Linked DNA regions of Homo sapiens: region 2 is linked to region 1. A link is a contact called in ENCODE Hi-C or POLR2A ChIA-PET data. All regions are on one chromosome and are shown on one strand. Each heading gives the region's core, a stretch centred on a gene start or an enhancer-like site at or near the end of the contact. The rest is flanking DNA. Distances are from core to core; before and after follow the strand shown. Region 1 holds the start of TBL2 (transducin beta like 2). Region 2 holds the start of HSPB1 (heat shock protein family B (small) member 1).

The links. Hi-C counts contacts between places; a loop is a spot of excess contacts on that map. ChIA-PET counts read pairs that join two places held with the same protein, here RNA polymerase II (POLR2A). Pooled maps may share reads with other maps.
Region 2: a pooled map shows a loop between it and region 1 (6-fold over the local background). The contact joins the promoter of HSPB1 here to the promoter of TBL2 in region 1. A Hi-C loop is called at or near these places in 5 of 50 pooled maps. POLR2A ChIA-PET finds 5 or more read pairs at or near these places in 2 of 52 experiments (Caco-2 and activated T-cell).

The regions. Positions count from the first base shown.
Region 1 is chr7:73,575,204-73,580,911 of GRCh38, reverse strand. It overlaps TBL2 (transducin beta like 2), which reads left to right and starts at 2,333. Exons shown (of 7, transcript NM_012453.4): 1 at 2,333-2,492. The coding sequence starts at 2,363. RefSeq lists an enhancer at 1,682-1,751 and a silencer at 2,082-2,721.
Region 2 is chr7:76,298,215-76,303,922 of GRCh38, reverse strand. It overlaps HSPB1 (heat shock protein family B (small) member 1), which reads right to left and starts at 1,250. Exons shown (of 3, transcript NM_001540.5): 1 at 847-1,250; 2 at 58-121. The coding sequence starts at 1,210. RefSeq lists a silencer at 4,217-4,511.

The DNA of each region.
Region 1 (5,708 bases), core at 1,084-3,583:
AGTGTTGGGGATCACAGGCTTTAGCCACTGTGCCTGGCGGCTGTAATTATTTTAAAAGAAGTTTTCTTCTTTCTTTCTTTTTTTATTTATTTTATATTTATTTTTGAGATGGAGTCTCACTCTTATCACCCAAGCCGGAGTGCAGTGGAGCAATCTTGGCTCACTGCAACCTCTGCCTCCCAGGTTCAAGTGATTCTCCTGCCTCAGCCTCCCGAGTAGCTGGGATTAGAGGCGTGGGACACCACGCCCAGCTAATTTTTGTACTTTTGGTAGAGACGGGGTTTCGCCATGTTGGCCAGAGACGGGGTTTCACCATGTTGGCCAGGCTGGTCTCGAAGTCCTGACCTCAGGTGATCCTCCCGCCTCGGCCTCCCAAAGTGCTGGGATTACAGGCATGGGCCACCGCACCCGGCCTTAAAAGAAGTTTTCTGGCCGGGCGCGGTGGCTCAAGCCTGTAATCCCCCAAGCACTTTGGGAGGCCGAGGCGGGCAGATCATGAGGTCAGGAGATCGAGACCATCCTGGCTAACACGGTGAAATCCCGTCTCTACTAAAAATATTTTTAAAAAATTAGCCGGGCGTGGTGGCGGGCGCCTGTAATCCCAGCTACTCGGGAGGCTGAGGCAGGAGAATGGCATAAACCCAGGAGGCGGAGGTTGCAGTGAGCCGAGATCGCGCCACTGCGCTCCAACCTGGGCAATAGAGCAAGACTCTGTCTCAAAAAAAAAAATAAGTTTTCTATGAAAAAATTTCCTGGTCTGGGCCAGTCGCGGTGGCTCACACCTGTAATCCCAGCACTTTGAGAGGCTGAGGCGGGCGGATCACGAGGTCAGGAGTTCAAGACCAGCCTGACCAATATAGCGAAACCCCGTCTCTACTAAAAAATACAAAAAATTAGCGGGGCATGCTAGCGGGCACCCGTAATCCCAGCTACTCGGGAGGCTGAGGCAAGCGAATCGCTTGAACCCGGGAGGCAGAGGTTGCAGTGAGCAGAGATGGCGCCATTGCACTCCAGCCTGGGCGACAGTGCAACGAGACTCCATCTCAAAAAATAAAAAATAAAAATAATCTCCCAGCTCGGCATGGTGGCTCACGCCTGTAATCCCAGCACTTTGGGAGGCCGAAGCAGGTGGATCACCTGAGGTCAGGAGTTCGAGACCAGCCTGGCCAACATGGCAAAACCCCCGTCTCTATAAAAAACACAAAAAGTAGCAGGGCATGGTGGCACGCGCCTGTAATCCCAGCTACTCTGGAGGCTGAGGCAGGAGAATCTCTTGCACCCGGGAGACGGAGGTTGCAGTGAGCCGAGACGCGTCACTGCACTCCAACCTGGGCAACCGTCTCAAAAGTAAATACATAAATAAATAAATAAAATAAGTTTTCTATTAAAAATTCTCCCTTTTAACTTTCGACTTGCCAGGCCAGCCCCAAATCCAGGCCCTCGTCACCTCCCTCTCGGATCCTTGAAGCCACTGCCGGTTTTCTGATTTTGGTCTTTTCACACAAAGGTCCATCCAGGGAATCCTCAGACACAGCTTTTGCCCCACCTCTCCCTGTAATGAGCAGCTTGTTGGATGGAGCCAGCGCTCAACGTCCCCCAGACCTTTCCGCCCCTCTAGCCATTTCCCACATCCCAGCTTCTCAGGTCTTTGCGGAGGCTGTTCCACTCCACGCGCCTGGCCTACTCTTCCTTAAAAGCCCATCTGAACTTTCGCTGATGCTGAGTTTCCTATCCGTTAAATGGTAATAATAATCCCCGCCCCGCTTCCTTGAAAGGATCCAGTGTGGTGATGGCTGGAATAATGCCTTTAATAAACAATTATCAGTGAGTTCTTCAGGAGGAGGCGTGAGCAGTGATCGCAAATCCCGCCTTCCTCCGCCCTCCGCAGCCCTGCAATCTCAACCGCCAGGCGACCCGCCCCTCGAAACGCACCAAGGGTCGAGCCCTGCCCCTCGAGATGTTCTACTTCCAGGCCCCGCCCCTCGAGACACTCTACCTCCGGGTTCTGCCCCTCGAGACGCTCTAACAACCCAGCCCCGCCCCTCGAGACGCGCTAACTCCAGACTCTGCCTCTCGAGGCGCTCTAATAACTAGGCTCGGCGGGTGGAGATGCTCTAACTCCAGGCCCCGCCCCTCGAGCGCCACAACAGCCGGGCCCCACCCCTTGAGGTGCTTTAACGGCCAGGCCCCGCCCTGAAGGCGTTGTAACAACCAGGCTCCGCCCCCAGGCGCTCTAACGGCCAGGCCCAGCCGCTTGAGGCTCCCCAACGGCCAGGCCGCGCCCCCGCGTGCGTGCGCGGCCCGGCAGAGCCGTGCGGGCGCCCGCGTACTCACTAGCTGAGGTGGCAGTGGTTCCACCAACATGGAGCTCTCGCAGATGTCGGAGCTCATGGGGCTGTCGGTGTTGCTTGGGCTGCTGGCCCTGATGGCGACGGCGGCGGTAGCGCGGGGGTGGCTGCGCGCGGGGGAGGAGAGGAGCGGCCGGCCCGCCTGTAAGTGGGGCCGGGTCGGGTGGGGGCGGCCCGCGGTGTCCCGGCTCCCGGCCTCCTCGTGGTCCGACCTGCGGTTTGGGCCCGCGGCTGGTGGGGCCCGGCGACTCCATGGGCCTCAGTTTCTCCTCTGGTAACGTGAGCTTCGCTTCCAGAGACGGGGACCCGCCTTGCCGGGTTAGGCGCACCTCCTGGGGCGGGACTGGCTCCAACCTGGGCCCCTTACTGCGGCTTTCTCTGTGGCCGAGGCCAGGCCGTCCCCGGGGTGGCCAGGAGAGCACCGTAAACTCTTCAGCCTGCTCCGTGGCCGCGATCTCGGAAAAAGCACCAATTCTGTGATGTGCAGCAGCATTTACTGGGCATCTATGACCCTGTGATAGGCTTTGGGGTCTTTTTCTGTAAGGAGTCCAGTAAAGGAGAAGTACATCTGTATTATGAACACCTAAATATGTAAGTGAAAAACACGGTGAAATAAGTTTCACTGAGGCCAGGCGAAGTGGCTCACGCCTGTATTCCCAGCACTTTGGGAGGCCGAGGCAGGGAGATCGCTTGAGCCCAGGAGTTTGGGACCAGCCTGAGCAACATAGCAAGACCCCATCTCTACGCAAAATTAGCTGGGTGTGGTTGTGCACGCCCCTGTAGTCCCAGCTCCATGGGAGGCCGAGGCAGGAGGGTGTCGTGAGTCCAGGAATTCAAGGCTGCAGTGAGTTGTGATAGATCGCGCCACTGTACTTCAGCCTGGGTGACGGCAAGAGCCTGTCTCTGAAAAGTTTCATAGAAGAGGTTAGTACTAGAAATGGGAAACACCAGAGAGTCAGTGGGCAGCCCTGCTCTTTTTATTTATTTTTCAGACAGAGTTTCGCTCTTCTTGCCCAGGCTGGAGTGCAGTGGCACAATCTTGGCTCGTTGCAACTTCCGCCTGCCAGGTTCAAGCGATTCTTCTGCCTCTGCCTCCCGAGTAGCTGGGACTACAGGCACACACCACCACGCCTGGCTAATTTTTGTATATTTAGTAGACGGGGTTTCGCCACGTTGGTCAGGCTGGTCTCGAACGCCTGATCTCAGGTGATCCACTCGTCCTGGCCTCCAAAAGTGCTGAGATTACAGGCGTGAACCACTGTGCCCGGCCAGCCCTGCATTTTTTTTTTTTTTTTTTTTGCAGGGGGACGGAGTTTTGCTCTGTCGCCCAATCTGGAGTCTAGTGGCGGGATCTCGGCTCACTGCAAGCTCCGCCTCTGGGTTCACGCCATTCTCCTGCCTCAGCCTCCTGAGTAGCTGGGACTACAGGCGTCCGACACCACACCCGGCTAATTTTTTGTATTTTTTGAGTAGAGACGGGGTTTCACTGTGTTAGCCAGGATGGTCTCAATCTCCTAACCTCTTGTGATCCACCTGCCTCGGCCTCCCAAAGTGCTGGGATTACAGGCGTGAGCCACCCTGCCTGGCCGAGTCCTGTTCTTTTATGGGGGAGGTGGTTGTTAGGGAAATCATTACTGAGAATAGGGGGCACATGAGGTAGTGTGGGGTCTCAAAGGATGGTTCTAGAAGAAGAGTTTGCCAGAAGGCCAAGGAAAAAAGACATTCCTGCCAATGGCAATACCCGAGAAGGCAAGGAGTCCCCAAACAGCATTTGGTATGACTTAAGTGTGAGGAGGGGGGCTTGTTAGACATGCCTGGAGAGAAGGAAGCAGAGGACAGATTGTGGCTGTGTTTGTTTGCAGGGCCCAGGAGCTTTTTTCCTGTTGGAATTGGGGAGCATCTGCAGTCATTTACCACATGCCAGCTTTGTGACTCAATTAAGTATCTTTTACAAAAGTGACTGGCTCCACTCCCCCGCACAGGACTCAACAGATGTTGACTTCTCATCCCCGAGTTCTTTCAGGTACTGGAGTGCAGTGGTGCGATCTTGGCTTACTGCAACCTCTACCTCCTGGGTTCAAGTGATTCTCCTGCCTCAGCCTCCTGAGTAGCTGGGATTACAGGCGCCTGCCACCACGCCCGGCTAATTTTTGTATTTTTAGTAGAGACGGGGTTTCACCATGTTGGCCAGACTGGTGGAACTCCTGGGCATCAAGATGATCCAGCTGCCGGGCCGGGCATGGTGACTCACGCCTGTAATCCCAGCACTTTGGGAGGCCGAAGCGGGCAGGTCACAAGGTCAGGAGATCGAGACTGAGGCAACAGAGCGAGACTCTGTATCAAACAAAAAAAAAAAATGATCCAGCAGCTGCCTCAGCCTCCCAAAGCGCTGGGATTACAGGCATGAGCCACCGCACCCGGCCTCCATAGAGCCTTTAATGCTTGTGTTCGGTACTTTTGCTTGTCACTTTGTAGATATCTCATCCAATTCAATCTCCCTTATTTTTATTTATTTATTTATTTATTTATTTTGAGACAGAATCTCACTCTGTCGCCTAGGCTGGAATACAGTGGCACGATCACTGCATTTGAACTCCTGGGCTCAAGCAATTTTCCCTCCTCAGCCTCCGAATAGCTGGGACCACAGGCGCACACCACCATGCCCAGCTAATTAAAGTTTTCTGTAGAGATGGGGTGTCACTATGTTACCCAGGCTGGTCTCGAACTCCTGAGCTCAAGCAATCCTCCCATCTCAGCCTACCAAAATGCTGGGATCACAGGCATGAGCCACCGCCCCCAGTTCTCAACCTCTCTTTAAGAAAACCAAGGCTGGGCCGGACACAGTGGCTCACGCCTATAATCCCAGCACTTTGGGAGGCCAAGGCAGGCAGATCACTTGAGGTGAGGAGTTGGAGACAAGCCTGGCCCACATGGTGAAACCCCATCTCTACTAAAAAAACAAAAAAATTGGGGCCAGGTGCCATGGCTCACGCCTGTAATCCTAGCACTTTGGGAGGCCGAGGCGGGTGGATCACAAGGTCAGGAGATTGAGACCATTCTGGCTAATGTGGTGAAACCCCACATCTACTAAAAATACAAAAAAAAATTAGCCGGGCATGGTGGCGGGCGCCTGTAGTCCCAGCTACTTGGGAGGCTGAGGCAGGAGAATGGCGTGAACCCGGGAGGCAGAGCTTGCAGTGAGCTGAGATCACGCCACTGCACTCCAGCCTGGGTGACAGAGCGAGACTCCATCTGAAAAAAAAAAAAAAAATTAGCTGGATATGGTGGTGCACGCCCATGATCCCAGCTACTTGGAAGGCTGAGGCACAAGAATTGCTTGAACCTGGGAGGCAGAGGCTA
Region 2 (5,708 bases), core at 1-2,500, 2.7 Mb before region 1:
CTTCCCTGACCCCACCCCCACGCCACCCACCCACCCCGACCTGGCGCCAGGACTCACGTGTATTTCCGCGTGAAGCACCGGGAGATGTAGCCATGCTCGTCCTGCCGCTCCTCGTGCTTGCCTTTGGGGGGAAGAGGGAAATCAGACTGCGGGGGAGGGGACTGCCTTTCGGCCCCGCTAGGCCAGAGGCCCCACCTCCTGCTTGGAAGCAGCCAGGACTGCAGGCTGGTAGGGATTAACAGAGGGGGTTGGGGATGGGGGCGTGCCCGCCGGTCTGGGCTCTCAGAAACTTCCGGAAAGTTCTTCGATTCAGAGTTTTGGGAGGAACGGAGCAGGGCGCGGAGCTGGGGAGTGAGCAGTACGCAGGCGCACTTGGAGCCGCGCACACGCCCACTCAGCGGCTAGAAACTGGCACCGCGCCAGGGAACTCCCCGCTTATCTGGGGATGGGGCTGTGGGTGGGAAGGGGACTCTGTAGAAAAGCGCATTTTCTCTCTTCATCGATGATCTTTAAAAAAATTTTTGTTTGCTTTTTTTTTGTAATGGCGCGGGGTCGGGGCGGGGGGGCGCGTCTCGCTATGTTGCCCAGGCTAGTCTTGAACTCCTGGCCTCAAGCGATCCTCCCGTCTCGGCCTCCCAAAGCGCTGGGATTACAGAGCAGAAAGCGCCCTTAGAAGCGACCCGCACTCCCAATTCCTGAGCAAGGGAATCAGGAGTCCTGTTTTTCCCGGTGCTGGGCCAACGTTTAACTCCCCAGGCCCCCGGGACCCCCGTTTCAACCGCACGCCCCCGGCCCTGCCCGCCCTGCTAGCCTCCTCCTCTCCCCTGCAGGAGCAGGGGGGCTCACCGGTGATCTCCACCACGCCATCCTTGGTCTTGACCGTCAGCTCGTCCGGGGCGAAGTGGTTGACATCCAGGGACACGCGCCAGCGGTCCGCAGTGTGCCGGATCTCCGAGACCCCGCTGCTGAGTTGCCGGCTGAGCGCGCGGCTGTAGGCGGGCGCGGCCACTGCGGGGCTCTCGATGGCGGCGGGGGGCAGGGGGCGCACGTAGCCTGGCCAGCTGCTGCCGCCTAACCACTGCGACCACTCCTCCGGCAGCCGGGGCAGCCCGAAGGCCTGGTCGAAGAGGCGGCTATGCGGGTACCAGTCGCGGAAGGGGTCCCAGCTGGGGCCCCGCAGGAGCGAGAAGGGGACGCGGCGCTCGGTCATGCTGGCTGACTCTGCTCTGGACGTCTGCTCAGAAAAGTGCGGGGCGCTGGGCTCGGCTGCGCTTTTATGCTCCTCCAGTCGGGTATTTTTAGCAGGCGGTGTTTGAGGTCTCTATTAATGGCAATGACCCGTTTGAGGGCCGCCCCTCCCCATGCACTCCTCCCCCAGCGTTCAGGGGCCGTGGGCGGGGCGAAGAGGGTTCAGCCCTCATCTGGAACCTTCTCTCGTTAAGGAAAGCAAATGAATTCGAGAGCGCGACGCTGGAGCCGTGCCACGGCAGGGCACTCGCCGGCCCTGGTGCTTAAGCGTTGCTGGCTGTGGCCCGTGGCCAGGGCCGTCCTTCTGTTAAGGAGGACAGAGCCAGACAGGTTGGGTTGGGGCATACAACTGAGAAGTGGCAGAGGCAGGATTGGAACCACACGCGTGTGAGATAGAATGTGATAAAAGGAGTCTGGTGCTTGAGCCCAGGAGTTGAGGCTGCAGTGAGCTATGATCTCACCACTGCACTCCAGCCTAGGCAACAGATCAAAGTCTTGTCTCTCAAAAAAATTTTAAAAAGGGGCTGGGTGCATGGCTCATGCCTGTAATCTCAGCACTTTGGGAGGCCAAGGCAGAAGGGTCCCTTGAGGCTAGGAGTTTGAGACCAGTCTGGGCAACATAGTGAGACCCTACTTCTACCAAAAAATATTTAAAAATTAGCTGGGCATGGTGGTGCATGCCTGTGGCCCCAGCTACTCCAGAGGCTGAAGCAGGAGGATCCTTTGAACCCCGGTGAGTAGAGGCTGTGGTGAGCTGGATTGCACCACTGCACTTCAGCCTGGGCTACAGAGCAAAACCCTGTCTCAAAATAAGTAAATGAATAAATACAAATACAAAAATAAAGCAGTCTGGGCTGGGCGTGGTGGCTCACGCCTGTAATCCCAGCACTTTGGGAGACCGAGGTGGGAGGATCACCAGAGGTCAGGAGTTTGAGACCAGCCTGGCCAACATGGTGAAACCCCATCTCTACTAAAAATACAAAAATTAGCTGGGTGTGGTGGCGGGCGCCTGTAATCGCAGCTGCTGGGGAGGCTGAGGCAGGAGAATTGCTTGAACCCAGAAGGCAGAGGTTGCAGTGAGCCGAGATCTCACCACTGTACTCCAGCCTGGGTGACAGAGTGAGACTCCATCTCAAAAAAAAAAAAAGAAAAAAGAAAAAAGCAATCTAGTAATCTGGTGTGGTTGTTAGGCGTGTGGACTTTGAAGCCAGACTGCCTGAATTCACATCTTTGTTCCATCACTAAGCAGATGAACTTGTGCAAGTTAGATTCTTTGTGCCTCAGTTTCCCCATCTGGAAAATAGAGATGATAATGATGGTAACAGTCATGCATTGCATAAAGATGTGTAAGTCAGCAAGGGACAGCAAATATGAAGGTGGTCCCATAAAATTATATTACTGGCTGGGTGCAGTGGCTGACATCTGTAATCTTAGCACTTTGGGAGGCTGATGTGGGAGGATTACTTGAAGCCAGAAGGCTGGAACAAGCCTGGGCAACACAGTGAGACCCCATCTCTACTAAAATTCAGAACAAATTAGCCAGGCATGGTGGCGTGGACCTGTAGTCCCAGATACTCAGGAGGCTGAGGTGGGAGGAGCACTTGAGCCAAGGAGGTCGAGGCTGCAGTGAGCCTGATGGTGCCACTGCACTCCAGTCCGCATGACAGAACAAGACCCTGTCTCAAAACAAACAAACAAAAACAATTACCGTGTTTTTACTGTACATCTTCTATGTTTTATTTATTTATTTATTTATTTATTTTGAGATGGAGTCTCCCTCTGTCGCCCAGGCTGGAGTGCAGTGGCCTGATCTAGGCTCACTCCAACCTCTACCTCCCAGGTTCAAGTGATTCTTCTGCCTCAGCCTCCTGAGTAGCTGGGACTACAGGCAAGTGCCGCGACACTGGCTAATTTTTGTATTTTTAGTACAGATGGGGTTTCACCATGTTCGCCAGGCTGGTCTTGAACTCCTGACCTCAAGTAATCCACCCGCCTGGGCCTCCCAAAGTGCTAGGATTACAGGCGTGAGCCACCGCGCCTGGCCATCTTCTATCTTTAGAAACACTAATACTTACCCTCATGTTGCAGCTGCCTTCAATATTTGGTGCAGTCATATGCTGTAGAGGTTTGTAGCCTAGGAGCAGTAGGCTAGACCATATGGCTTAGGTGTGTAGTAGGCTAGACCATCTAGGTTTGTGTAAGTCCACTCTGAGATGTTCCCACAATGATGAAATTGCCTAACAAGGAATTTGTTGAATGTGTCTGTTATTAAGTGACTCATGACTGTAATGGGTTGGCCTGAGGATTTGGTGACCTAATGCAGGTGATGACTTTGGCCCGGAGCCTGGTACATCATAATTATTGTTACCTGCCTGGGATTGAAGAGAGGGAAAAGGAAGGAGAATACATGGGGTTTGGCCATTTTCCCCCTTCCCCTAACAGCGCAGCTGGCCCAGATCAGAACCTCCATGGCACAGTGCTGAGAGGGGCCAGGAGGAAGATTACTGTCACATCTCCTACTATATGTATCTTTCCTTAAGAAGCACTGGTTGGCCGGGCGTGGTGGCTCCCACCTGTAATCCCAGCACTTTGAGAGTCTGAGGCAGACTTATTGCCTGGGTTCAGGAGTTCAAGACCAGCCTGGCCAACATGCCGAAACCCCGTGTCTGCCAAAAATACAAAAAATTAGCCAGGTGTGATGGGTGCCTGTAATCCCGGCTACTGGGGAAGCTGAGGCACGAGGATCATTCCAGGAGGCAGAGGTTGCGGGGAGCTGAGATCGCGCCACTGCACTCCAGCCTCGGTGACAGAACGAGACTCTGTCTCAAACAAAAAAGAAAAAACAAAAAAGAAAAAGAAACACTGGCCAGGAACCTCAAATGCCGCAAACTTGAATTAGTCTGGACTTCCTGTGTCATTCTGGGCAAATCCCCTCCTTTCTCTAGGCCTCAGTTTCCCTTTCTGCAGATTTTGATGCCCACATCACAGAGGGAGAGGGGAGCTCCAAGTAGTAGAGTCTGCACAGAAGTGCTTAGAGCCTGGAGCTTGCCCCTTGACCCTACCTCATCCATCTAAACACCAATGGGATCCTGGCTCCTATCTCCCAGCTTGGAGGGAGGGTGCTGCCCTAGGCTCCTGCCACAACCCTGACATTCCCTCTTTCCTGTCTTTGTAGGCATGGCCATTCCAGCCTTCCTTCTCCCCTGACTTAGGTCCCTGTTTTAGTTGTTGTTGTTTTTTTTTTTTTTGTCTTTTTTTTTTTTTTTTTTTTGAGCCAGAGTCTCACTCTATCACTCAGGCTGGAGTGCAGTGGCGCAATCTCAGCTCACTGCAACCTCCGCCTCCTGGGTTCAAGCGATCCTCCTGCCTCAGACTCCCAAGTGGCTGGGATTACAGGCATGTGCCACCATACCCGGCTAATTTCTGTATTTTTAGTAGAAACGGGGTTTCGCCATGTTGGTCTCAAACTCCTGACCTCAAGTGAGCCGCCTGCCTTGGCCTCCCAAAGTGCTGGGATTACAGGCATGAGCCACCACACCCGGCTAATTTTTGTATTTTTAGTAGAAACAGGGTTTCGCCATGTTGGTCTCAAACTCCTGACCTCAAGTCAGCCACCTGTCTCGGCCTCCCAAAGTGCTGGGATTACAGGTGTGAGCCACCGCACCCGGCCCTGTTATCCCTGGTTTTTAGACAAGGAAACTGCTGTGCACAGAGATTAAATGGCTTTCTGCTGTCTCCGGTAAAGTGCTCTCAGAGCCAACCTCCTGCCTCTCTAGTACCCAGGGCCTCCCACTTCTTCTGTCCCACTGTACTTGCTGTCCCTATCCTGGGACTGAGGCTCCACTCCTCCTACTTCTATGGGGAGCCAAGGCCACTGAAGTCTTGCCCTGCCCAGGCCCAGAATCGGGGCAGACTCCAGGCCACTCACCTTGATGAGCTGGGGAAGCAGCAAGTCCTCATGCCTTCTCTGAGCCTCAGTTTCCTTTTTGAGAGAGAGCTCATAAATGCCTTTCTCTCTCTCCTTTTTTTTTTTTTTTTTTGTTGAGACAGAGTCTCGCTGTGTTGCCCAGGCTGGAGTGCAGTGGAGTGATCATAGCTCATTGCAGTCTTGACCTCCTGGGCTCAAGTGATTCTTCTGCTTCAGCCTCCTGAGTCACTGGGACTACAGATGTGTGCCACCACACTTGGCTAATTTTTAAATTTTTTGTAGAGACAGGTGTCGCACCATGTTGCCCAGACTAGTCTTGAACTCCTGGCCCCAAGAGATCTTTCTGCCTAGGCCTCCCAAAGCACTGGGATCACAGGCGTGAGCCACTGCGCCCGACCTAGATGCCTTTCTTTCTTTCTTTTTTTTTTTGAGACGGAGTCTCACTCTGTCACCCAGGCTGGAGTGCAGTGGTGCGATCTTGGCTCACTGCAAGCTCCGCCTCCCGGGTTCACGCCATTCTCCTGCCTCAGCC